Linked DNA regions of Homo sapiens: region 2 is linked to region 1. Evidence: chromatin loops called from intact Hi-C (ENCODE). Cell type or tissue: PC-9. All regions are shown on one strand. Each heading gives the region's core, and the rest is flanking DNA. Links, peaks and the distances in the headings are about the cores only.

Region 1 (12,524 bases), core at 4,032-9,031:
TCTCATTTGTCTTTATATTCCATTTTAGTTTTAACTATTTAGACTTCACAATTAGGATCAAAGTACATCTCTGTATTCTTTCACGTTTTCCTCTATACCTCCAACTTTAAAATTTTCTTTGAAAAAAAAATCATTTATTCCAAGTTAAATTAATTCTGAACCACTAAATTTTTGTGTGTGAATAAGCCATCTTTCTCCCTCCCTTTTCTCTTCTCTCTGTCCCACTCTTACTCTCATTCTCATGCTCACTAAAATACAAGTATTTTGACACCAAACCATGTAGCTACCATGGTATATACTTCCACCCTCCAGGCCCAGCACCTGTTTCTGGGCATCTGCCAGCAGCCATCCATCAGCTCTGAGGATACCTCTGTGTGCCTTGTTCCCTTTTTCTGGCCCTCCTTGTAAGATGGGCATCAACTTCCTGGGTTGGGACATGGCTGGTTAAGGAAGAGTCAGAATGTTCTAAAAGTGCCCTCCCTATTTATTGAACAAAACAGAAAAACAGAGAGGACTACGTTGAATGGTGTCTCCTTAACATTCAAGCTCAACAAGAAGCTCAGAATGTGACCTTATGTGGAAACAGGGTCTCTGCAGACATAATTACTTAAAATGAGGTCATACCTAGATGAGGGTGGGCCCTAAATCAAATGACTGGGAACTTTATAAAAGAGAAAACAAAGACACACAGACAGGGAAAACACCACATGCGACCACCAAAACAGAGATTGGAGTGATGCCCCTACAAACCCAGGACCACCCAGGTTGCCGGCAACCACCATAAGGCAGCAGAGAAGCCCGAGATTCTCCCTCAGAGCTTCCAGAAAGAACCAACTCTGCCAACACCTTGGTTTCGGACTTCTGTCCTCCTGAACATGAGAGAATACATTTCTGTTTATTTCAGCCCCACAGTTTGTGGCAATTTGTCATGGCAGCCCTAGAACACCAGGCTCTTCACATAGTCTGTCCTGAGAGCTTGCCCGCTGCTGACTTTTAAAGGTACGATGCTCTAAAACACAGAAGAGAGGTGTCCTTGTAAACGTGTCTCAGAGCAGAGAATGAACAGTCCATTCTGGAAGGTAAATACTCAAGACAGGAGATATTTTTCTGTTTCCTGACCAACTGCAAGTCTCTCTTTGCAGAAGGCGAACTATTTATGGCACATTCCAGGTTCTAAGAACCAGGGCTCGTTCGCCAAGGAAGGCAGTGTGGTGTAATTCAAAGGCTTCAGAAGTTGGGCTCTGACCACCAGGGTCTAAATCTTGGTCCTGCCATTCTTTAGATGCCTAACTCTGGGCAGATCATTTAACCTCTTGGAGCTGGATTTCCCATCTGTAAGTGGAGACAATAATGATTTAGGGCCAACATATCTTAGGGAGTTGTTGCTGGGATCCGACGAGATAATTTATGAGCACACATTCTTTAAGCTGGAAAGCACTGGGCAGATGTTACCAATTCATAGTGGCTGCCTGTGGGGCAGGAGAGACACACTTCTCACTATATTCCATTTTGTTCTATGTGACATTTTCATGTACATATTGAAAAGAATATGTTAAAAAATTTAAGGGTAATCACTGTGAGCGCAACATGAACACATTAAATAAAGATGTTTGCTTTTTATCCTATTAAAAGATTTTAATATGCAAAATGAAGAAGAAAAAGTAGATAAAATTGTGCTCCAGTTCCAAGCTCACCCAAAGATGACATCTAGAGTATGGGCACTGACTGCCCCCTGCGGAAACCTCTGTTCCCTTCCCCCACCCCAGTTTCCATGTGGGAGCTTCTGGGACACAACCCAGCTCACATTTCCCCAACCTTTTTTGCCGCTGTTTTGGTCTGCTGCTGCTGCTGCTGCTGTTGTTGAGTTGGGGTCTCACTCTGTCACCCCAGCTGGAGTGCAATGGTGGCATCTCAGCTCACTGCAGCCTGGACCTCCTGGGCTCAAGCGATCCTCCCACCTCAGCCTCCAGAGTAGCTGGGACCACAGATGTGTGCCACAACACTGGGCTAATTTTTAAAATGTTTTGGGTAGGGATGGGGTCTCATAATGTTGCCCAGGCTGGTCTCAAACTCCTGGGCTCAAGCGATTCTCCTACTTTGGCCTCCCAAAATGCTGGGATTACACTAAACCGTTTTTTTTTTTTTTTTTTTTTTTTTTTTTTGAGACAGAGTCTCACTCTGTCACCCAGGCTGGAGTGCAGTGGCGCGATCTCGGCTCACTGCAACCTCCGCCTCCCAGGTTCAAGCAATTCTCCTGCCTCAGCCTGCCGAGTAGCTGGGATACAGGCAAGCGCCACCATGCCCAGCTAATTTTTGTATTTTTAGTAGAGATGGGGTTTCACTATGTTGGTCAGGCTGGTCTCGAACTCCTGACCTCGTGATCCACCCGCCTCGGCCTCCCAAAGTGCTGGGATTACAGGCGTGAGCCACCACGCCCAGCCTATGCTGAACCCTTTTTATCTGCTCTTGTTAGCCCAGATTTGGTGAACTAGAATTAGCTGTTCATGCCTGCCATGGATTTCCCATGGTTTGATTTGTCTTTCTGAAATCTAGAGAGAATAGGGACTCTCCTGCCAGGTTGTTGGGGCACCTATAGGATTGTATGTAAACACAAAGGCGTATTTGGGAAGCTGGTGCCCCGATCCCCAGCCCTGCACACTTTGAGGCTTTATGCTCATACCAAAGTCACAGCAGGAAGGGACTGCTTTGATCACAGAATCCTCAGGGGATCAGAATGGGACGTTAAGCTTTGTGGTCCACTTAATGAGGAGCTCTCTGCCCCTTACTGATGAGCAGGCCCTCCAAAGTCCTGAGGTCTCTGGGCCTTTCATCAAGTCAATGTCCTGGGGCAGCGCCTGATATTGCACCGGTCACTCACTGCCCAGCCCCTCCACCAAGACTCCACTCCACAGGCCCCGTTGCCACCTGCCTCCTCCAGATCTTATCCCCGTGATGCCATTGACACCAGTTGATGTGACACTCCACTCGGTCACCACTCTGCCAGTTGAGAAAGCACTCCTGCTTCTTCTTTCCTTAGGATGGAGGGCTTATAGCAAAGTCACGTGAGCCCACGTGGGAAGGCTCTTTCTGCTTTACCATACAGCCCTCCCCTTGAGAGCACCCAGGCATTCCAGGGGACCAGGCGTGGGTCCGGCACAGGCTTGCACAGGAACAAGAGCCACCTTGTCCCCTAGGCCTGGATCCTTCCTAACTTACAGTGGGTATTTTTCCTCCCTAGGCCCGTATGTTATTCCCTATAATCTACCCTTCCCAGCCTGACTCTGTATAGATGAACCTGAGTATACAGGGTTCAAGCTCTGTCCCAGGGAAATCTGGGTCCATGTCATCCAAGCTCTGTGGTTTTGTGGAGGGGACTGGAATGTGTGATTGTGGCCTGTCTCCATGTCCCATCGTACCCGTGCCTCAGCTCCAACCAAGGCATAGCCAGGTTCGGGCTCCTCTCGCAGGAGTTTTATCAGAGTGCTTGTGATTCCCTTGTGTGCCTTAATCATTAAGAGCAGCGACTTTGGAGTCAAAGACAAACCTGGGTACCATCTGCTCCACAGTTTATGAGCCACGTGATCTTGAGGAAGTTACTTAATCTCTTGGAATCTCTTGGAATCTGTTTCTTCATTTGTAAAATGAGGAAGGTAACAGAGCTCTTAAAGCTGTTACTTGTAGCGCTGTTGAAAGAATTAACTGAGATAATGTATCTAAGTACCAGCTTGGTGCTGGTACTGTATCTGGCATGCGGTAAAACCTTAAGGAATGTTAGTTTTCATCATTTTTGTTGTTGTTGCTGTTTATTTGTTTGTTTTGAAACACAGTCTTGCTCTGTCACCCAGGCTGGAGTGCAATGGCGCAATCTCAACTCACTGCAAACTTTGCCTCTCAGGTTCAAGCAATTCTCCTGCCTCAGCCTCCTGAGTAGCTGGGATTACAGGTGCCTGCTATCACACCTTGCCAATTTTTGTATTTTTAGTAGAGATGGGGTTTCACTATGTTGGCCAGGCTGGTCTCAAACTCCTGACCTCAAAAGATCCACCTGTGGCCATGAGCCACTTTAGGAGGCCGAGGTGGGCGAATCATGAGGTCAGGAGTTTGAGACCAGCCTGACCAACATGGTGAAACCCCATCTCTACTAAAAATACAAAAATTGGCTGGGCGTGGTGGTGGGTGCCTGTAATCCTAGCTACTCAGGAGGCTGAGACAGGAGAATCGCTTGAACCCGGGAGCCGGATGTTGCAGTGAGCCAAGATCACGCCACTGCACGCCAGCCTGGGCGACAGTGTGAGACTCTGTCTCAAAAAAAAAAAAAAAAAATTGTCCACTTGCCTCAGCCTCCCAAAGTGCTGGGATTACAGGCATGAGCCACCACACTGGGCCTCATCATTGTTATTGTTATTAACACAATGATCCCATTTTAGTCATGGCTTCAGCCCAGCTGAGCTTTGTGAACTTGAGCAAGTTATTTAATCTCTGTGGGCTCTTATTTTGTATAAAACAAGAGAATACGGGTCTTGAGCCTTCACATTCCTTCTAACTCTGTGATCCTGCTCTCATTTGACTCTAATGGGAAAATTCCATCTTTAAAGGAGACCAACACCAGCTAATCAGATGAGGTGGCTGACTGCTTACAGAGCGTGATAAGAGAGGCTGCACAAAGTTCACCTGGCTCCTCCAAACCAACGCCTGCTTCTCTCTCCAGCAGGCCCCCTACAGCCCAGGGCAGCAGTGGGGAGAGCTTCAGGAGCAGCCGGCAGATGATAACTAATACTAAAGGAAGGAGGCCAGGCCCTCAAGCCTGAGGTTGGAAGGAAGGGGCAGCGTTGAGTAGGGTGAGGGTCTGGCCTTGAGTTCTGGTGAGGGAATAGCTGGTGAGGACAGACTGACAATGCAGTTTCACCCGCTCTCTGCAGAGGCAGTGTGTGTGCTGGTGAGAAACCTGGCCGATGAGTCAGATGGCCTGAGTTGGAATCTTGGCTCTTCCACGTACCAGCTGTGTGACTTGGACAAAGTACTTAACTTTTCTGGGCCTCAAATTCCTCCTTTGTGAAACAAGGTAATGCAATGGTAAGAGTTCTCCCCTACTGTGTAGTGAAGATTAAATATGTACAAGCACTTGGAAAAGTGCTAGGCACATAAGTGCTCTAAGTGTTAGCTGTGAATATTATTCCAATCTTGGGGAGCAGGATAGAGCTTTGGGCTAGTGCACCGAGGGCGTCCTTGCATGTGGGTGTGGGTGGGTCCTCTGCTGCTGCACTGGAAGCAGTCAGAGGTGTGCCCAGCTGACCATGGGGGTCTGGGCATAGGTGGAGGCTAAAAAGGCATTGTCAGCTGGGCACGGTGGCTCATGCCTGTAATTCCAGCACTTTGGGAGGCTGAGGCGGGTGGGTCGCTTGAGGTCAGGTGTTTGACACCAGCCTGTCTAACATGGCAAAACCCCGTATCTACTAAAATACAAAAATTAGCTGGGTGTGGTGGCGGGTGCCTAATCCCAGCTACTCAGGAGGCTGAGGCAGGAGAATCGCTTGAACCCGGGAGGCAGAGGTTGCAGTGAGCCAGAATCGTGCCACTGTACTCCAGCCTGGGCAGCAGAGTGAGACTTTGTCTCAAAAAAAAAAAAAAGGGCATTGTCGAGCTCCTGTAAAACATCCTGGGTGTCTCGGAAATGTGTGCGAGAGGCTTTTGGGGATGGTCTCATGACAGTGCCAGAACATGCTAGAAAAGCACGGTGCCTTACAGTTACTATCACCCCCAGTGCAGGGGGGCCTGAGGAGACTAAGCTTACACACCCTTAAAAGAAACCAAATCTCCTAAGTATGAGTGTCCCCGAAAGGGCTAAAAACTAAATCGTTGTCTGCCATTATTAGCTCCTTAGCGTAAATGAGTTTCTCAGAGTAGGTGGTATTTAGTAGAGCCCTGGGAATAAGAACTGAAAATGAATGGCGACGGTAAGTCTTAAGACGGAGCTCTCGTGGGAAGCCGGTGGGTAGAGCCCTGGGCCGCCGACCTGGGGTTCCACCTGAGTGTGTTCGCGGCAGGGTGTTGGGATTCCAGAGAACAACGACGGAAGCCCCTGACAAAGGTGGCCTGCTTCAACTTCGCGTTGGAACCCAGGGCCCGCCGAAGGCCGCATTTCCACGGCCACAGCCAGCCAGAGCTGCCCTCTCATACCCTCTCCGTTTGTAGACCAAGGGCCCTTCCCTGCCCGAGACCTTCTCAACTATGCGGGACTCGGTCACCCTCTAGTGGCAACTGGGCAGAAGTTTTTCTCTTAAAATTGTCGACAACAGGATGATTTTATAATGGCATTTGGATAGTGCTTTACAGTTAACGGGACTGTCACAAATATTACAGTGTAGCTTTTCTACTGGAGTACGCCACCCACATCCCCATAGTCATCAGCCGCCTGAAGCATCCCTCCCTCCCCCGCGTGACACAATACACTCTGGCTACCTCCAATCCCTCCCTCCCCCGCGCGACACAATACACTCTAGCTACCTCCAACACTCCAGCTTTCCCATTGCTTTGGCTCATCTAGTTTTTCCCAGTGGGCAGAGGGAAGAGTCCTGGAGCCTGCGGAGGCCTGGGGAGGACTAGGTGACTTCTGACTCCTCTGCCCCTGAGCTATAAGCCCTAGGAATCTGCAGACGTTGTCTCTTAAAACTGGACATTAGGCCAGGCACCGTGGCTCACGCCTGTAATCCCAGCACTTTGCAAGGCCGAGCTGAGTGGATCACCTGAGGTCAGGAGTTCGAAACCAGCCTGCCCAACATGGAGAAACCCCGTCTGCACTGAAAATACAAAATTAGCCGGGCATGGTGGCACATGCCTGTAGTCCCAGCTACTTGGAAGGCTAAGGCAGGAGAATCGCTTGAATCCAGGAGGCGGAGGTTGCGGTGAGCCAAGATCACGCCATTACACTCCAGCCTGGGCAACAAGAGTGAAACTCTGTCTCAAAAAAAACAAAACAAAACCAAAAAAATAGACATTATCCACACTGTCCCCCGAACCCGGCAGCCTACCATTTCACAGTCTGCTGCTGCTGAAGGCAATCGCACCGGCCACTTGTGTTTTAAGGGGCACACACTGACTGTGCCAACAGCGAAGAGGCAGCAGATAGTGAAACTCCCACAGGGCACATGACAGCTGTTCTCCTACTTTCAAAGGTTTCACAGCCATGGTCCCAGGGCTTTGATTCTTAACTCCCTTGCTGAGATCACCATTGAAAACCCCAAGGGTGAAGCTCAAACCCTCTACCCTCCTCAGCAACTACCCAACTCAGCCCAGAGATCCTGTCGGACCACACAATAGTCTCCTTTGTGTGGGGAATCTTTTCGAGACTGTTGTTCTGCTTGTCTCTCCGCAGGAAAAGGTAATCTGAGAGTCATACTGAATATTTTAAATGTTAGATACTGGGTGTGTTTTGGGTTTTGATGTGTTTAGTAAACCACTCAGAGATGTTTTGTTTCAGGCAGGATAAGCCGGTTATTAAATTTTTTCATTGGCCAGGCATGGTGGCTCATGCCTGTAATCCCAGCACTTTGGGAGGCTGAGGCAGGAGGATCACTTGAGCCCAGGAGTTCCAGACCAATCGGCAATATAGCAAGACCCTGTCTCCACCAAAAAAAAAAATTTTTTTTTTGAGACAAGATGTGGGGTGTGGGGCAGGGAGGGAGCCCACAGGATCAGGCTGGCTCTCAGGATACTATCAGATCAGCAGAGACACGCCCACCGCTGTGGTTCTACCCTGTGTCTGGAAGTGGGTTCTCCTGTGGTCCTATTCCAGCTCCTGTCCATCAGAGCAGGTCCAGTTCCCCTGTGTTGTTGCTCCCTGAGGCTGGTCCCTGGGAGGCAGGGCTCCCCTCTCATTGCCTTAATTCTTCCCAGTCCCTTTTCGAAAGGAAGGACCTCATCCCAACTGGTTCACCTGCTTTGTCTTGCCGGGAGAAACAGTTTAGCTCATACTAAGAATGAAAACTTTTTGTTTGTTTGCTTTGTTTTTTGGTTTGGTTTTAGAGACTCTGTTGCCCAGGCTGGAATGCAGTGCTGGTATCTCAGCTCACTGCAACCTCCACCTTCTGGGCTCAAGCAATCCTCACACCTCAGCCTCTGGAGTAGCTGGGACTATAGGCGTGTGCCACCACACCGGGCTAATTTTTTGTAGAGATGGAGTTTCATCATGTTGCCCAGACTGGTCTTGAACTCCTGACCTCAAGTGATTCTCCCGCCTTGGCCTCCCAAAGTGTTGGGATTATAGGCATGAGCCACTGTACCTGGCCTACAAAAATTTTTAAAAATTAGGCAGGCATGGTGGTGTGTGCCTGTAGTCCTAGCTGCTCAGGAAGCTGAGGCAGGAGGATCACTTGAGCCCAGAGTTTGAGGCTGTAGTGAGCTGTGATCACAGCACTGCATTCCAGCCTGGGCAACAGAGTGAGACCCTGTCTCTAAAACCAAACCAAAACAAAGCAAACAAACAAAAAATTTTCATTCCTAGTATGAGCTAAACTTTGTTTCTCCCGGAAAGATAAAGCAGGTGAACCAGTTGGAATGATGTCCTTCCTATCCAAAGGGGACTGAGAAGAATTAAGACAATGAGAAGGGAGCCCTGCCTCCCAGGGACCAGCCTTGGGGAGGAAGGAACTGAGGGAAACTGGGTCTGCTCTGATTGACAAGAGCTAGAATAGGACCACAAGAGAGCCCACTTCCAGACACAGGGTAGAAGCATAGCCGTGGGCATGTCTGTGCTGATCTGAAGGGGCTCTGGGGGCAGCCCAATCCTGTGGGCTTCCTCCCCACCCCACACCCAGTGGAAGTCTCAGCAGGACCCTGCTCAGACAGGTCATGACCCAAGACCAGGGAGAATGCCGGATGCTGAGACTGGGACCATAGGAAGGAAGACTAGGGGTGGGCAGGGGCTTGGATCTGCTTCCTTTTTTTTTTTTTTTTTTTTAAACAGCGTCTTTTTCTGTCATCCAACCTGGAGTGCAGTGGCACAATCTTGGCTCACTGCAGCTTCAACTTTCCAGGCTCAAGCACTCCCCCCACCTCAGCCTCCCAAGTAGCTGGGACTACAAGCACACACCTGTATTTTTCATAGAGATGGGGTTTCATCATGTTGTCCAGGCTGGTCTTGAACTCTTGAGTTTAAGTGATCTGCCTGCCTCAGCTTCCCAGAGTGCTAGGACTGTAGGCTTGAATCACTGTGCCTGGCACACTTCATTCTTTCTTAATCACCCCCAATATTTTAGCTTCTCCTCTCCCCTTTTTATTTTTAATTTTATTTATTTATTTATTTATTTATTTTTGAGACAGAGTTTTTTGCTCTTGTTGCCCAGGCTGGAGTGCAATGGCATGATCTCAGCTCACCACAAACTCCGTCTCCCGGGTTCAAGTGATTCTCCTGCCTCAGCCTCCTGAGTAGCTGGGATTACAGGCACCTGCCACCAGGCTTGGCTAATTTTTTTGTATTTTTAGTAGAAATGGGGTTTCTCCATGTTGGTCAGGCTGGTCTTGAACTCCCGACCTCAGGTGATCTGCCTGCCTTGGCCTCCCAAAGTGCTGGGATTACAGGCATGAGCCACTGCACCCAGCCTCCTCCCTACTTTTTAAAAAAGTGCCTGGTGTTAAGCATTCAATTCCATTAGACCATATGGGTGGGAAAAAGGAAGTGGATTTAAAAGTCTTTCGTTCCTCCAACTATTCCAGGAGCCATCAGTAACACCCACCCCAGGGCTCACTTGCACTTGGACACTTCTGGATATTGTGACAGCCACACACTCACCTTGCTGGGAGGAAACAATGCCCAGTGAGATGGAAGAAATATTATGAAGCCTAAAGGAAGAAGCTGTGTTGGCATAAACCTCAGGCTCTACACCCTTCCTTTCCTCTCTGCGGTTCTCTCCAGACTGTGCCAAGGTTTGCCGCAACCCTCTCCCACCTTTTCTCAGACTTACCACTTCCCCTTTCCTATGCTATGAGCACCCTGATGCCCACTTTCCCTTTGAGTTCCCTGGTTCTAGCAAAGGACCCCTCCCCTCCCTCACCTGTGGTCCCTCCCCACCTTTCACTCTTGGCCCCCTTCAGAGCCCCCTCTTCTGTCAACACTGTGGGTGCCTAGACTGTGCCAGGGACTGGGGAAGCAGAGTCCTAAAATACAGTTTCTGTTCATGAAGAAGCTGGCTGTGGAGGGTGGAGGTGAGGCATGTTCACAGGTAAAAAATAATTACAAAATTATGTCATGAGTACTCTCTTAGAGGTCACTACAGACAGTCACTTAATTTTAAAAATTCAATCTTGCAAACAAATGCCCTCCCCCAACCCCTTTTTGGCCCTTTCTGCTGGACACAGTTTTGAGAGAATGTTTGTTGCTGTAGCAGAAGACACTGATGATGACAGGGCAGAAAGGGGGAAAACCGGCCACCGCTCGGTGGCTCACCCCTGTAATCCCAGCACTTTGGGAGGCTGAGGCAGGCAGATCACCTAAGGTTGGGAGTTTGAGACCAGCCTGAACAACATGAAGAAACCCGTCTCTACTAAAAAAAATAAAAAATTAGCCGGGCATGGTGGCGCATGCCTGTAATCCCAGCTACTCGGGAGGCTGAGGCAGGATAATCGCTTGAACCTGGGAGGCGGAGGTTGCAGTGAGCCAAGATTGCACCATTGTACTCCAGCCTGGGCAACAAGAGCAAAACTCCATCTCAAAAAAAAAAAAAAAAAAAAAAGATGGGGAAAGCCTAGGTTTTGATGGCAGCACTGAGCCATTGCATCTACTCTGGAATCGCCTACTCATTAAGTAACTAACAACATCTGTGTTGGGTTTAAGCCACTGCTGGTTGACTTTTCAGTTACTTGCAGCCCGAAGCATTCTAACTGATATGCATTTTCTTCCATGTATGAGAGAAGAAGTTAGGGGTGAACTGGGATGCACAAATTACAGTACTGCTGATCAGTCTGGGCAGGCCCAACTTCTTTGTGGAAAGGAATAGAAAGATCTGTGGTGGACAGGCCTCCTCTACCTTTATTCATTTAACTTATTCAGCCCATGTTTATGGCATAGCACCCATGTGCCAGGCATCACGGTGAGTTGCGTGGCTAAAATCAAGAGCAAATTCACACAGAGTGTATTACACTCACAGGTCCTCGGCCATATGCTAGCTGTGTAAGACATGGCATACCACACGGGGGAAGACACCAGGGTGGTCAGGGGGCAGAAGACAGGAGCCAGGGGAAAGCGTTAGGTCAGAGCCTTTATTGGGGCTTTCAAGGGGAAGGCAAGGCAGGACAAGGTGAACAGTTTTGGACTGGCTAGTTTGAATGTTATGGAGGGTGCTCTAAGCTATAGGAGTGGTCCCTAGTTGCCTGATACCTTGCCCTGGGATGATTAAGATGAGGAATATTGTCTCCCTGGGTGTATAGGCCAGATGGTGAAGGATTGGTTAGTTTGTACATCAAAAGCATGCTCTCAGCTGAGCCCTTGCTATTTCTAGGAACTGGCTAGGCCCTGAGAGAGGCAATCTCTCCCCAGCTAGAGGGTATTCTAAGATGTCAAAACATTGCAACATTCATGACTGACCGGATACCAGTCAGATGCCATTTATCCTTATTTTAAGCACCATCCTAATAACTCAGGTTATTTGTCTATCAGACTGCCAGCAATTTATGGAGTAGCTGCGGGAGATGGACAGCCTAACAGCAATGAGAAGTGGCAGTGGAGATAAGGGCAGAGATAGCAAAACTAGGGAAAGCAGACCGAGAACCCGCAAAGCACAATAGCCTAGGTCCATTTCAGAGGCAAAGTGTTGGAGGGCCCCTCTGCAGTTTCCACGTAATTCCATGCTCTTACCAATGGCTCCGAATGCACATCTCTAGAAGCCCAACAGGTGAGTTAATGGCTAGGATCGTTCCTATAGGCCCTCCTTCATTCATCCATCCAGACAGGCTCACACTCTCTTTGGTATTTCTGAGCGATGGTGGTAGTGTTATCTTGCTGCCGTCATCACTTTTTCTTTTTGTCCATTGAGGAGATGGCCCAGAAGGAGGAGCCCTGGCCTGGGTGTCTGGTGGCCTGAGCTTGGCCTCCACAAGTCACCCCATTCACCCAACCTTTATTCTTCAAACTCCTGCTGTGGGGCTCAACTTCCTCCCCTGTAAAGTGGAGGTCGGTCCACATAAGCTCAGTCTGACAATCCCGATGTTCAAGGAGAGGCTGTTCTGGGCTAGGCAATCATGATCAGGGACATTTTCATGGATTTACCATGCCCAGGTGCTTTCTAAGTGCTTTACATGGTTAACTTTGTTGAGTCTTCCAACCCTCTGAGGCTTAGGCAGTTGCATAGGGTCCCCTGCAATTTGAAAGGCCCTGTGCCTGTTTTCATTCTCTACTGTCAAGGTCTTAAAATTCATACTAATTTTGAACCAAGGGCTTGGCATTTTCCTTTTGCACCAGGACTAAAAAATTATGTGATCAGTCCTGGGTTCAGTTCCTTTTAGAGGAACTGAGTAACTTGCCCAAGGTCAAC
Region 2 (12,524 bases), core at 4,429-9,428, 230 kb before region 1:
AACTTTAAAGGGCCAAGATTAGGCATTCTTGGGCTGGAAATTCAAATCCCCATAAGGAAGAGAGGCTGCCCACCTTGGTCAAACATTAAGGTAGGCTTTCTGTAGTGCTGTTTTTCAGAGCTGTCTGTTTCCATTTTACTCCATGTCAGCATCCACCCAGTTTCCCAAAGGAGACAGAGTTGGTCCCAGAGAGTCCCTCACATGTGACTGATTTGGGCAGGCTTGTGGGGTGGGGGATAGTGGTATTTGAAGTGGTTCATTCTTGTTCATGGTGCCCATTCTCCCCAGGATGCCACCTTGCTGTTTGTAGTTGATTGTAGCATCAATTCTAACTCCCTAAAAAGAGGAAGAGGTTTTTTGTTTTTTCAACAGATTTTACCAGTTGTTAAAGGCTATACTCTGGGAGCACAAAAATGCCCCTCAGTTGTATACAGTATACAGTTGTTTAATATACAGAAAAGCCTTGGACTGGGAGTCAGCACACTTGCATTCCAGAACTAGTGCTGCCATACATTTGCTGTTCCAATGACTGTGGGGCAGGCACTCAGTTTCTCCAGGGTCTAGTGTCCTCAGTGGTAAAGGCAGGAAGTTAGACTAGATGATCGCTGAGGTACATCCTAGCTCTAGCATTCATTGGTTTCATAATTCTGAGCCTAAAGAATTTTTAAAAAGCTGCTATTGATCCCTCTCAGTTGGGTAGAGATCAGTCTCTTGAATTATCTGCCTCCCTGGCTTTATCATCACAAGAAATGATTTCAAAGGTTTCTGTTTTGTTTTGTTTTAAATCTTAGAAGTCCAGAAAGGATCTCATAAATGTAGTGAAGTTCTGTAAAAGTATGTTGTTATAGAGCACTTATAAGAGGAAATGTGTTTTATGAAATCAGGTAGGAAATGGAATATTCTAGCACACAGAAGTTAGTGAAAGGAGAGAGGTTCTGTGGTCTTCTTCTCCCCCTTTCATTTATGTAGTTACATTCCTGGAATCATTCTAGAATTTGCCTCTTGAGAATGCGGATTTTCATACCCATTAACAAAGGAAGAATAAAGGAGGAGAATTTATGACTAAACACAGTTGTAGAAAAGTCTAGGAAAGGAAGGAGCTAGGAAGGGAATGTACATATGTGTACAGTACTGCTTCTTACTGTCTGGCTTGGATCAGGAGTGAGCATGCCTGAGTTTGGAGATGTGCTGACTCAGAGCAGTGATGATGCTCAGCACTTTTGGGACAGCTTATTACAAAATAATACAATACTGCTCCATGGAAGTAGCCGTTTTTGACTGTCGGTATTATTTCAGTACTGGTAGCTAAGAACACATCCCCCTCAGGAACAGTAATAGCTGCCTTGGTGCTCATTTCAGTTACATCATAGATGGTCAAGAGTCATACCATTTGCCATGGTGAACCTTCCTCTACCTTTTTTTAAACAACAAACAGCCATGGGTTTTGTGAGTGGTATGGAGAAAATTGTCTGAAGTATCTTGTGTATATTAAGGGGGTGGCACACAACAATGAATGAGACATAGTAAAGGGTGTGTTGTCATTTGCCCTTTCAGGCAGTAGCCACATCTAAGGAGGTTTATAGTTCTAGGATCTATGGCACAGTAAAAATGACAAAATAAATTTCCATGTTTCAGAGGAACTTGGTCTCAAGTTGAGATTATAGAATATACGCATCCAAAATGATTTATGGTCACTTAAAAAGTGGGATACAAGGACAGGTGTGGTGGCTCACACCTGTAGTCCCAACACTTTGGTAGGCTGAGGTCGAGGATTGCCTGAGCCCAGGAGTCAAGACCAGCTTAGGCAACATAGTGAGGCCCCATCTCTACCAAAAAAAAAATTAGCTGTGTGTGGTAACCTGCACCTGTAGTCTCAGTTACTTGGGAGGATGAGGCAGGAGAATTGCTTGAGCAGGTGGGAGGATTGCTTCAGCCTGGGAGGTCGAGGCTGCAGTGAGCCGTAATCATGCCACTTCACTCCAGCCTGAGTGAGACTGTCTCAAAAAAAAAAAAAAAAAAAGATATAACTGACATTAGATGCTGTTGTGATTAACAAAATGTAAATCCATATAAAGCATTACAGTGACATTACATCTTATGTAGGATTGGGTTCAAAAGTCAGGGCTTGGCCGGGTGCACTAGCTCACACCTGTTATCCCAGCACTTTGGGAGGCCGAGATGGGTGGACCACACAAGGCCAGCCTGGCCAACATGGTTAAACCCCCTCTCTACCAAAAAATAGAAAAATTATCTGGTTGTGGTGGTGCACTCCTGTAACCCCACCACTCAGGAGGCTGAGGCATGAGAATCACTTGAACCCAGGAGTTGGAGTTTGCAGTGAGCTGAGATGACGCCACGGCACTCCAGCCTGGGCAACAGAGTGAGACACAGTCTCAAAAAAAGCCAGGTCTTAAGATGAAAATCAGAGTAGACAAATCATCTAAGAAAATCTCAGGACAGCAACTGAATACCCACATGCCATTTCTCCATAAGCCCGGCTCATCTGTTCTCTTTTGCAGCGGAAAGGCTGAGGTGGATGGATCACTTGAGGTCAGGAGTTTGAGACCAGACTGGCCAACATGGCAAAACCCTGTCTTTATTAAAAATGTAAAAAAATTAGCCGGGCATGGTGGTGGGTGCCTGTAACCCCAGCTGCTCGGGAGGCTGAGGCAAGAGAATCGCTTGAACCTGGGAGGTGGAGGTTGCAGTGAACCGAGACCGAGCCACTGCACTCCAGCCTGGGAGACAGAGCAAGACTCTGTCTCAAGAAAAAAAAAAAAATTGCTCTTTAGTTGGTGGAAGTGCTGCTGGCTTGTGTTTAGGAGTCACATTGAAAAATACATAGCTTTAAAAGGCCATATCCCCATACGTGCAACAGCATAGATGAACCTTGACTTTGTGCTAAGTGAAATAAGCTAAACACAAAGGACAAATATTGTATGATTCCACTTAATGGTGTACCTGGAGTAGTGAAATTCATAGAATGGGGAGGTATTTGATGGGTACGGAATTTCAGTTTGAGAGGATAAACAAGTTCTGGAGAACAGTTAGTGGTGATGGCTCCACAACGGTGTGAATGTACCTAGCCACTAAGCTATACCCTCACAAATGGTCAAAATGGTAAATTTTATATTACATGTATTTTGCCAGCCTAGGTGACCAGTGAGACTCTGTCTTGAAACAAACAAACAAACATTGTAAATGATGGTAACTTTATGGTGATAAGTAGATTATGTGTAGATTTCCAGGGAGAACAGTCATTTGGATGTATAAATTTTTTTAAAAAATCAAGCTCCTCTTAAAAGGAGCTAATTTTTGCTTGTTAGATATAAGGGAATGACCTACTTCCTCATTTTGTAGTCAATGAAGGAGAATGTGAGGTCCCAAAGAAATGAAGGAAATTATCTAAGTTTACATGCTGAGGCAGGCCCGAACCTGGCACCAGAACCTCACCCCGCTGACTAACCAGAAAAGGTGCTTGTATGCCTTTCCCCCATACAAATGTTTACCAGGTGACAGCATTCTGGTACCACCTTCATAATTTTTGCCATCCGCAAGTATCATTATTACTGTCACTTACATTTTATTTATTTATTTATTTATTTTGAAATGGAGTCTCCCTCTGTCGCCCAGGCTGGAGTGCAGTGGCACAATCTTGGCTCACTGCAAGCTCCGCCTCCTGGGTTCACACCATTCTCCTGCCTCAGCCTCCTGAGTAGCTGGGAATACAGGCGCCCACCACCACACCAGGCTAATTTTTTGTATTTTTTAGTAGAGATGGGGTTTCACCGTGTTAGGCAGGATGGTCTCGATCTCCTGACCTCATGATCCGCCCGCCTCGGCCTCCCAAATTGCTGGGATTACAGGCGTGAGTCACCGTGCCCAGCCTTGTCACTTACATTTTCTTTATGTCAACTTATTTCATGTAAAATACATTTATTTAAAACAATGTTATTTAAAAATGAAACTTGCTATCATATTTTAGATGGAAAACCTGTAGTATAAACTATCAGAAAATACAATTAAGACAATACTGTTTTAGTTAGATGTTTGTTTTGAAGCTGAAGCCTGTTCTATTTTTGTTCAAAGGGGAGATTAGTAATTTTTAGGTATTAAAGATACACTCAACCAAAGGGACAGAATGGGAAAGGCTGAAAGGGGAATGAATAACGTTCTCATCGTTCAAGTCATTGCCGGTGCCACACCCAGAGAAAAACAAGCACCACACCAGACAGCCTCTCAGCAAGCCGAGTAGGTGGAATTTTTATTTTGCAGAAAAGTAGTGTACGAGTTAACATAGAAGTGGTTCACTGTGGGAGTGGTGAGGGGTTTCAGAGAGTCACTATTGGTAAACATTCTTTTTTTTTTTTTTTTTTTGAGACAGAGTCTTGCTCTATTGCCCAGGCTGGAGTGCAATGGCGCAATCTCGGCTCATTGCCACTTCCACCTCCTGGGTTCAAGCATTTCTCTACCTCTGCCTCCCAAGTAGCTGAGATTACAGGTGCCTGCCACCACGCCCGGCTAATTTTTGTATCGTTAGTAGAGATGGGGTTTCACCAGGTTGGCCAGGGTGGTCTTGAACTCCTGACCTTGTGATCCACCTGCCTTGGCCTCCCAAAGTGCTGGGATTACAGGCATGAGCCACCAGGCCCTGCCATAGGAAGCTTATTCGAAGCAGAGGGAATGGCCTTTACAAATGTGTGGAAACAGTAATAAGCATTTGAAACTTATCTATCTTTTCTAGAAGAAAAGAAGAAATTGATCAGGGATTTTGATGAAAAGCAACAGGAAGCAAATGAAACGGTGAGAACAAGGAACAAATTTTGTTTCTTCTACCTGGTGTTGGTCTTTTCCAGAAGTAATGCTATGAGCTGATCACAAATTAACTGTTCCTGTCCATTGATCTTGATTTTGACTATTTCTTACTAAATGAAGCCAGTTGATGGGGATGGTTGTTGAGGGGGTTTGGCAAACAAATGGGTGAAGCCTGAAGATGCTCCTGAAATGTGACTCTTTGGTAATATATTGCTGATGTGAGTAGTAAGGGCATTCTCATACTTTTACCCAAGCAGTCTTTTAAAATCTGTTGTTTTTTTTTTTGTTGTTGTTGTTGTTGTTTGTTTTGAGACAGAGTCTCGCTCTGTTGCCCAAGCTGGAGTGCAGTGGCACAGTCTCGGCTCACTGCAAGCTCCACCTCCCGGGTTCACACCATTCTCCTGCCTCAGCCTCCCAAGTAGCTGGGAATACAGGTGGGCGCCACCACACCTGGCTGTTTTTTTGTATTTTCAGTAGAGATGGGGTTTCACCGTGTTAGCCAGGATGGTCTCGATCTCCTGACCTCATGATCTGCCCGCCTCGGCCTCCCAAAGTACAGGGATTACAAGGCATGAGCCACCGTGCCTGGCCTAAAATCTGTTTTTAAGAGCTGGCCATTAAGATAGGTTACTGGTCAGTGCGGTGGCTCACGCTTGCAATCCCAACACTTTGAGATGCCAAGGTGGGAGGATCACTTGAGGCCAGAAGTTCAAGACCAGCCTGGGCGACATAGGGAGACCCCCCATCTCTACCAAACAAAAAAAAATTACCGAGGTTTGGTGGTGCATGCCTCTGGACCCAGCTACTCAGGAGGCTGAGGTGGGAGATCACTTCAGCCTGGGAGGTCAAGCATGTGGTTAGCCACAGTTGCACCACTGCACTCCAGTCTGGGTGACAGAGTGAGACCTGCCTCAAAAAAAAAAAAAAAAAAAAAAGGTTACTGTTCTTTGTTAAACCTACTGTCACAGAAAATGTAGTTTAGAGGTAATTCTAACCATGTCCCTTTCTGTCTTAAGAGACAACATAGGAGCTGGAGTTGGTACCTCAGGCAAGACATGCATGAGTCTCAGTTGGTACCCAAAGTTTGTCAGAAGTTGGTTCCGTTTACTGAACAGTTTAACAACTGCTTCTCTTCACCTGTGGCTTTTCTTTAAAAAAAAAAAACTTTTTTTTTTTTTTTTTTTTTGCTCTAGCCCTATAGAAGCAAGAGTCCTTTGACTCCATCTCATCATACTCTAGCTTCAGCAAACTCATTAAGATTGGGGCCAAAATTCTGGTCGCTGCTAGTACTCCGCAGAAATAGTTGGCCCTGTATTTGCTACCCGAGAGCAGATGGAGAAAAAATTCTCTTTTGGCCAGCGAACTTCCTTCTTGCTTGTTGAAGATCAGTGTTTCAATTTCCCACTTATCCCAATGAAGTTCTGAGAAGGAAGCACATCTGCATCCTTTTCTCTGTTTTGCATCTGTTTTAAGAAAGACCAGGCCACTAGACTGTGGGAACTATCTTCTTCCTAATGGGAGTACTGGGAGCTTTTCTTAATACCTGTGTACAGCTGGGCATATCCATGATACCTGTTTGTAGCCATTCTCCTGTTTCAGTTAATACCTTGGTAGCATTTTTAAAATCTTCTAGCTGCTACTGATTTGTTTGATGCTCAGATACTTGTTTTCTCCAAACTCAGCAAAAGTAATAATCCTATGCTGCCCATTCCAGGCAGATGAAAATAATTTAGGGCCTCTTGTGGATGTGTCCAGGTGTTACATTTTACTTACCCCAGAAAAATGGAAGTCTGATTCCCCTAAAGCAGACTGCTCTGGGTAGGCCCCTGTTCTCTCTGACATGGAGACAAACTTAATTGATTTTCAGAAAGAGGAGCAGGAGAAGGGAAGAACCCTGATGCCAGACCCCTATCATTTTTAATACAGTAGACTTCAAAGCACTTCTTGATGGCAATGTTCAATCATACCAGGCTAAAAACTTGGTATATTGAAGAGAGCTGAGAGAATTTGAAGATTTTGAATCCTGACTCCTTTTCTGTTTAATTTTTTATATATATATAGAGATGAGGTCTTGCTATGTTGCCCAGGCTGTGCTCAAGTGATCCTCCTGCCTCGGCTTCCCAAAGTGCCAGGATTACAGGTTTGAGCCACTGTGCCTGGCCCGGACTCCTTTTTGTGCGATCTTCAGAGGTTTCTTTAAGTCTTATATATGAAATGGAGCATTTCCTACCTTATTGATTTGTTGTGAGGATTAAATGGAGAATGTATATAAAAGTGTTTAGTAAGCTATAAAGTACTTCTGTTTTTCCATTCATTCATTCAGTTCATATACTCGAATGCCTGCTCTGTGCTTGCTGGGCACTATGCAAGGCATTCAGAATGAGGGGAACATGCCAGACATGGTCCCTGCCTCATGGAGCATATGGTTATTTACTTGGTGTAGTCCAAATAAATAAGTAGTTTGATTAGTCCAAACTAGGCATATTTCCAAATGAGTGAGGGAAGAACCAGGCTATCTGCTCACTACTTTCTGCCTTCCCAGCTGGCAGAGATGGAGGAGGAGCTACGTTATGCACCCCTGTCTTTCCGAAACCCCATGATGTCTAAGCTTCGAAACTACCGGAAGGACCTTGCTAAACTCCATCGGGAGGTGAGAAGCACACCTTTGACAGCCACACCTGGAGGCCGAGGAGACATGAAATATGGCATATATGCTGTAGAGAATGAGCATATGGTAAGTTTTAGCTGTTTTGTTTGTTTTTTTTTTCCTTTAAGGGCCTGTGGTACAAAAATTAACTATATTGTTGGGGTATTTCATGTTATCAGTGTATACTAGACTCTTGTTTCATTTTTTTCACCCTTATCCTCTTTTCTGCATCCAGTTCCTGTTACCCCTTGGTATCTGCTCTATTTAAGGCAGGCCTTTCGAACTATATGCATATTTAGATTTCTTTTTATCCTTAATATAATACAGTCTTATAATAAAAAAAAAACAGTGCTTTGTATGTAGTAGAATGTAAATGTTACCTATTCTTATTATCTGGATTCTGACTCATTGATCTAATTTCTTTTCTCCTTGATCTTTTTTATTCTCTCATATAAATTTTAGAATCACTTTCTCAGGTATGCCTGGAAAATTCAGTTAGGTTTCTAATTTATCAGAATATTGTTACAAAATCAATCCAAGCTTTCCTTTACCTTAATGTCAAGATGGCCCAGCAACTGAGATACAGTAGCCAATGCAGGGCGCTTCTCGAGAAGGAGCTTTTTATCATTTTATTCTGTGGTAATAGAAAGTGAGCAAGACTCCCTCTCTAGCTTTCAGGATTCTGATTTATAAAATTGGACTAATTGAACATCTGTATTCTGAAACCATCTAGAGCAGCTAGATCGTTAAAGGAATAAAACGTCTGAAAGATTAAATGTGCTGCATTTGGTCTGTCTTCCACAAACACAACACAAAGTAGAAATTCTCTGGCAAGTAGCATGGCAGAGAAATGGAAAGGGGCCCACCAGTGCAGACTGAAAGGCTCATACTACAATTTTAAACAAATCCTGTTTCACGATGCATCCTGATTATAGTTTAAGAGATATTCAGGATGATATTGGCTTGACATTGCTGATGCCAAAACTAGATCCCTTGAGAATGAAGTACTTAAAATTTTCAAATGGATGCGCGAGGGATTATCACAGATTAGAAGCTGACAGAAGATCACTTGTAAAGGGAGACTGGAAACAGGCAGGCAGGTGGAGCTGGTTAAAGTGGGAGTTGTAAAAGTGACTTTAGTCATGTTGCCAAAGTTGGGGAGGAAGTCCAAACAATTTTGCTTTAAAATTATGAGTTTCAGAAATTATTATTATTTTTTTTGAGACGGAGTCTCGCTCTGTCACCCAGGCTGGAGTGCAGTGGCGCAATCTCGGCTCACTGCAAGCTCCACCTCCCGGGTTCACTCCATTCTCCTGCCTCAGCCTCCCAAGTAGCTGGGACTACAGGCGCCCACCACCACGCCCGGCTAATTTTTTTTTGTACTTTTAGTAGAGACGGGGTTTCACCGTGTTAGCCAGGATGATCTCCATCTCCTGACCTTGTGATCCACCCGTCTCGGCCTCCCAAAGTGCTGGGATTACAGGCATGACCCACCACGCCTGGCGAGTTTCAGAAATTATTAAAACATAATTTAGGTATCCATACCTTCAGAAAAAGTATTGTTCCAAATCTGTCTGAAGTTCATTTATGTGATCTGATCTTTTCTTAGTCATTTTTTAGCCTACTCAGTTGAAAATCTGCATCTTTTATTTTGAAAACCTTTTTCCTTCTTCCTTTGCGCTAACCTAACTGGTTTTATTTGAACCTCATTCAGTGGTTTCCTCGTCTACTGGTCTGTATGCCATTTATTAAGTGAAAATGCTACAGAGCGCCGGGCACAGTGGCTTACGCCTGTAATCCCAGCACCTTGGGAGGCTGAGGCTGGTGGATCACCTGAGGTCAGGAGTTCGAGACCAGCCTGGCCAACATGGTGAAACCCTGTCTCTACTAAAAATACAAAAATTAGCTGGGCGTGGTGGCGGGTGCCTGTAATCCCAGTTACTTGGGAGGCTGAGGCAGCAGAATTGCTTGTGCCCGGGAGGCAGAGGCTGCAGTGAGCTGAGATCTTGCCACTCCACTCCAGCCCGGGCGACAGAGCGAGACTGTCTCAAAAAAAAAAAAAAAAAGAAAGAAAGAAAATGCTCCTTGCTACTTCTGTTCTGGGAGCCAATCTTTTGGCTCCTTGATGGTCCTACTGCCAGTGGTCACTTGCTCTGTACTAGGCCTCTGTGAGCTGGGTCCCTTTTGATTTTGGGTGTGTGTGTGTGTGTGTGTGTGTGCACGCGCGCGCGTGCTTTGAACAGCTAAGAACTTGGAGCTGCCTCCGTTTCTGTCAGTGGTTGTTAATTCTGGCCTGACAAGGCTACTTTTTTCTTCCTGCTGTCTGTATTTAGGATTACAGGTGGAGTAAAACTTCGGTGGGGATTTAGAAAATTAGGGCAGTTGAGAAATTAGGGCAGGTGGGGAAGCTTGCTCAAGCCCCAGATACTAATTTCCCTGAGACCAAATCACCCCCAGTGTGGCAGGCTCAAGGTTTTTTGTTTGACCTTAGGTGAAGTTCTTTCTGGGGCTCACCAAGAGGGTAACCACATACGTTTTTTCCAGAATGTGGTAGTGTCTCAGACTTCTACATGCTTTCTTTAGAAGCTGAAAAAGAAGAATGTAGTCATCTAGGCAATACCACTCTGAACCTGCCTGATCTCAGAAGCCAAGTGAGTCAGGCCAGGTTAGTACTTGGATGGGAGACCACCTGGAAATACCAGGTGCTGGAGGCTTAAAACGAAGAACAGAATAGCTTATTCATGGTCCGTCAATCCTCAGTACCAGTCTAGTGGGAATCTTCAGTGAATTAACCTTTTTCTAGGGCTGCAGAGTTTAGTTGGTTTGCCCATAGCACTATCGAAGTTACAGGCTATATGCATTATCAGGTAGCTCCCACATCTGGGCTGCCACCTTTCAGAAGTTGATAGTCCAGGAGGCACATGGACCAGTTCAGATTCATTACAAACACAGGGAAAGTGCTCCAGTATTTTTAATCCATCTTTCCTTGCCTCGCGTAAGTGTAAAAGGCAGTGGAGTGGGGGTATTGTGATCCTATTGATTGGATTTCAGGTCCTGCTTTAGTCTGTGACCTTGAAAAGAATCATTAGCTTCTTTGGTTCTGTCTTAAAAGGAATGAAAATTATTGCTCACTATATCCCTTCTAACATGGGGAAGGTGATGAGGAATATGCTGGCAATGAATTTATAATGGAAAAAGTCTAACATTTCTCTTCCATACTTCTTTCAGAATCGGCTACAGTCTCAAAGGGCAATGCTTCTGCAGGGCACTGAAAGCCTGAACCGGGCCACCCAAAGTATTGAACGTTCTCATCGGATTGCCACAGAGACTGACCAGATTGGCTCAGAAATCATAGAAGAGCTGGGGGAACAACGAGACCAGTTAGAACGTACCAAGAGTAGAGTAAGTCTGGGCAGACAGGGAAAGGGGCAAGTATGGGGTAATTAGGGGGCCACTGCACCTGGAAACCGTACTAAGGCCAAAAGCTACAGCAGTTCTGTATTCAGGGAATAGTCTTTTTTAAGTTCTTATGCTTTTCTCAATTTTTATTTATTAATTTTTTTTTTTTTTTTGAGATAGAGTCTCACTGTGTCACCCAGGCTGGAGTGCAGTGGCGTGATCTCCACTTGCTGCAACCTCCGCATCCTGGGTTCAAGCGATTCTCTTGCCTCAGCCTCCTGAGTAGCTGGGATTACAGGCATGCGCCACCATGCCTAGCTAATGTTTGTATTTTTAGTAGAGATGGGGTTTCGCCATGTTGGCCAGGCTGGTCTCGAACTCCTAACTTCAGGTGATCCACCTGCTCCGGCCTCCCAAAGTGCTAGGATTATAGGCGTGAGCCACTGTGCCCGGCCGCTTTGCTCAATTTTTAGTTTGCTTGGCTGAGAGATGTCCCTTAGAAGCAATTTTACCCCTAAGATTTAGACATCACTGGAAATTTTTGCTTCAGTGAGGGGAAAAAAAGATGGAAGGACCTGATTTCTACACTTACAAGATTACAGAAATTAATAAGGATAAAGTGGCTGCATTCTCTCTTTGGCAAGAGAAATAATATGTCAAAAGGCACTTAAGGATTCAAAGCTTCCAATCTGAGATTTTAATTTCTCACACATCTAATAGGGTATTCTGCTATTCTTACGAAAACATCATCTGCTTATATCCTGTTATTTAGAGCCAAGGCTGTTTTCCAGATTTCATAAAATAGTACCACAGTTTATAGATTTATAAATTATGCTTCAATCCTGGACTATAACCCTTTACTGTTATGTAAGTAAAAGTAAAAAAAAAAAAGTAATAGGGAAAAAAATGTCTAAGGATTATCCAGTAAGGTAAGCTGGATCATTGTGGAAAGAAAACAAATATTTAAATCAAATGATGACTATATCAGGGATCTCTAGTCTGCTGTCACTCTGAGAGCCTCAGAAAAATAACTCATTTATTTTTTCCTTTCCATAAATGAGTTAACCTACATAGGAATTTTTTAGTTTTTTAGAGACAGGGTCTTGCTCTGTCACCCAGGCTGGAGTGCAGCAGTGCAATTTTAACTTACTGTAGCTTCAAACTCCTGGGCTCAAGTGATCCTCATGTGTAGCTGCGATACAGGCATGTGCTACTGTGCCTGGCTAATTGTTTTAATTTTTTGTAAAAACGGGGTCTCATTATGTTGCCAAAGTTGCTCTCGAACTCCTGGGCTCAAGCAATCATTCCACCTTGGCCTCCCAAAGCGCTAGGATTACAGGCATGAGCCACTGTGCCCAGCTGGAATTTTTTTTTTTTTTTTTTTTTTTTTGAGATGGAGTCTTGCTCTGTCGCCCAGGCTGGAGTGCAGTGGCGCAATCTCGGCTCGCTGCAAGCTCCGCCTCCCAGGTTCATGCCATTCTCCTGCCTCGGCCTCCCGAGTAGCTGGGACTACAGGCGTCTGCCACCACACCCGGCTAATTTTTCGTATTTTTAGTAGAGACGGGGTTTCACCATTTTAGCAAGGATGGTCTCGATCTCTTAACCTCATGATCTGCCCGCCTCAGCCTCCCAAAGTGCTAGAATTATAAGCGTGAGCCACTGC

What was found. Hi-C counts contacts between places; a loop is a spot of excess contacts. Peaks named below come from ENCODE experiments on the same cell type or tissue, not always from the same donor. Only the 100,000 strongest peaks of a DNase experiment are listed, where the experiment ranks them.
Region 2: it touches region 1 in a loop (12-fold over the local background); 27 of 110 quality-filtered maps call a loop at or near these places.

What each region holds. Positions count from the first base shown.
Region 1 is chr14:67,421,030-67,433,553 of GRCh38, reverse strand. It overlaps a transcript of GPHN not described here. Among named protein-coding and RNA genes, the nearest start is that of MIR5694, 15 kb to the left of the region's middle. In PC-9, for the core only: CTCF peaks have their summits at 6,036 and 6,248 (motif pointing left); DNase peaks (open chromatin) are centred at 4,633, 4,953 and 6,243; H3K27ac peaks cover 1,393 bases.
Region 2 is chr14:67,654,756-67,667,279 of GRCh38, reverse strand. It overlaps VTI1B (vesicle transport through interaction with t-SNAREs 1B), which reads left to right. Exons shown (of 6, transcript NM_006370.3): 2 at 4,745-4,803; 3 at 7,358-7,549; 4 at 10,691-10,864. It also overlaps a transcript of GPHN not described here and the pseudogene RNA5SP386. Among named protein-coding and RNA genes, the nearest start is that of VTI1B, 14 kb to the left of the region's middle. In PC-9, for the core only: no CTCF peak of the experiment used is centred there; no DNase peak of the experiment used is centred there.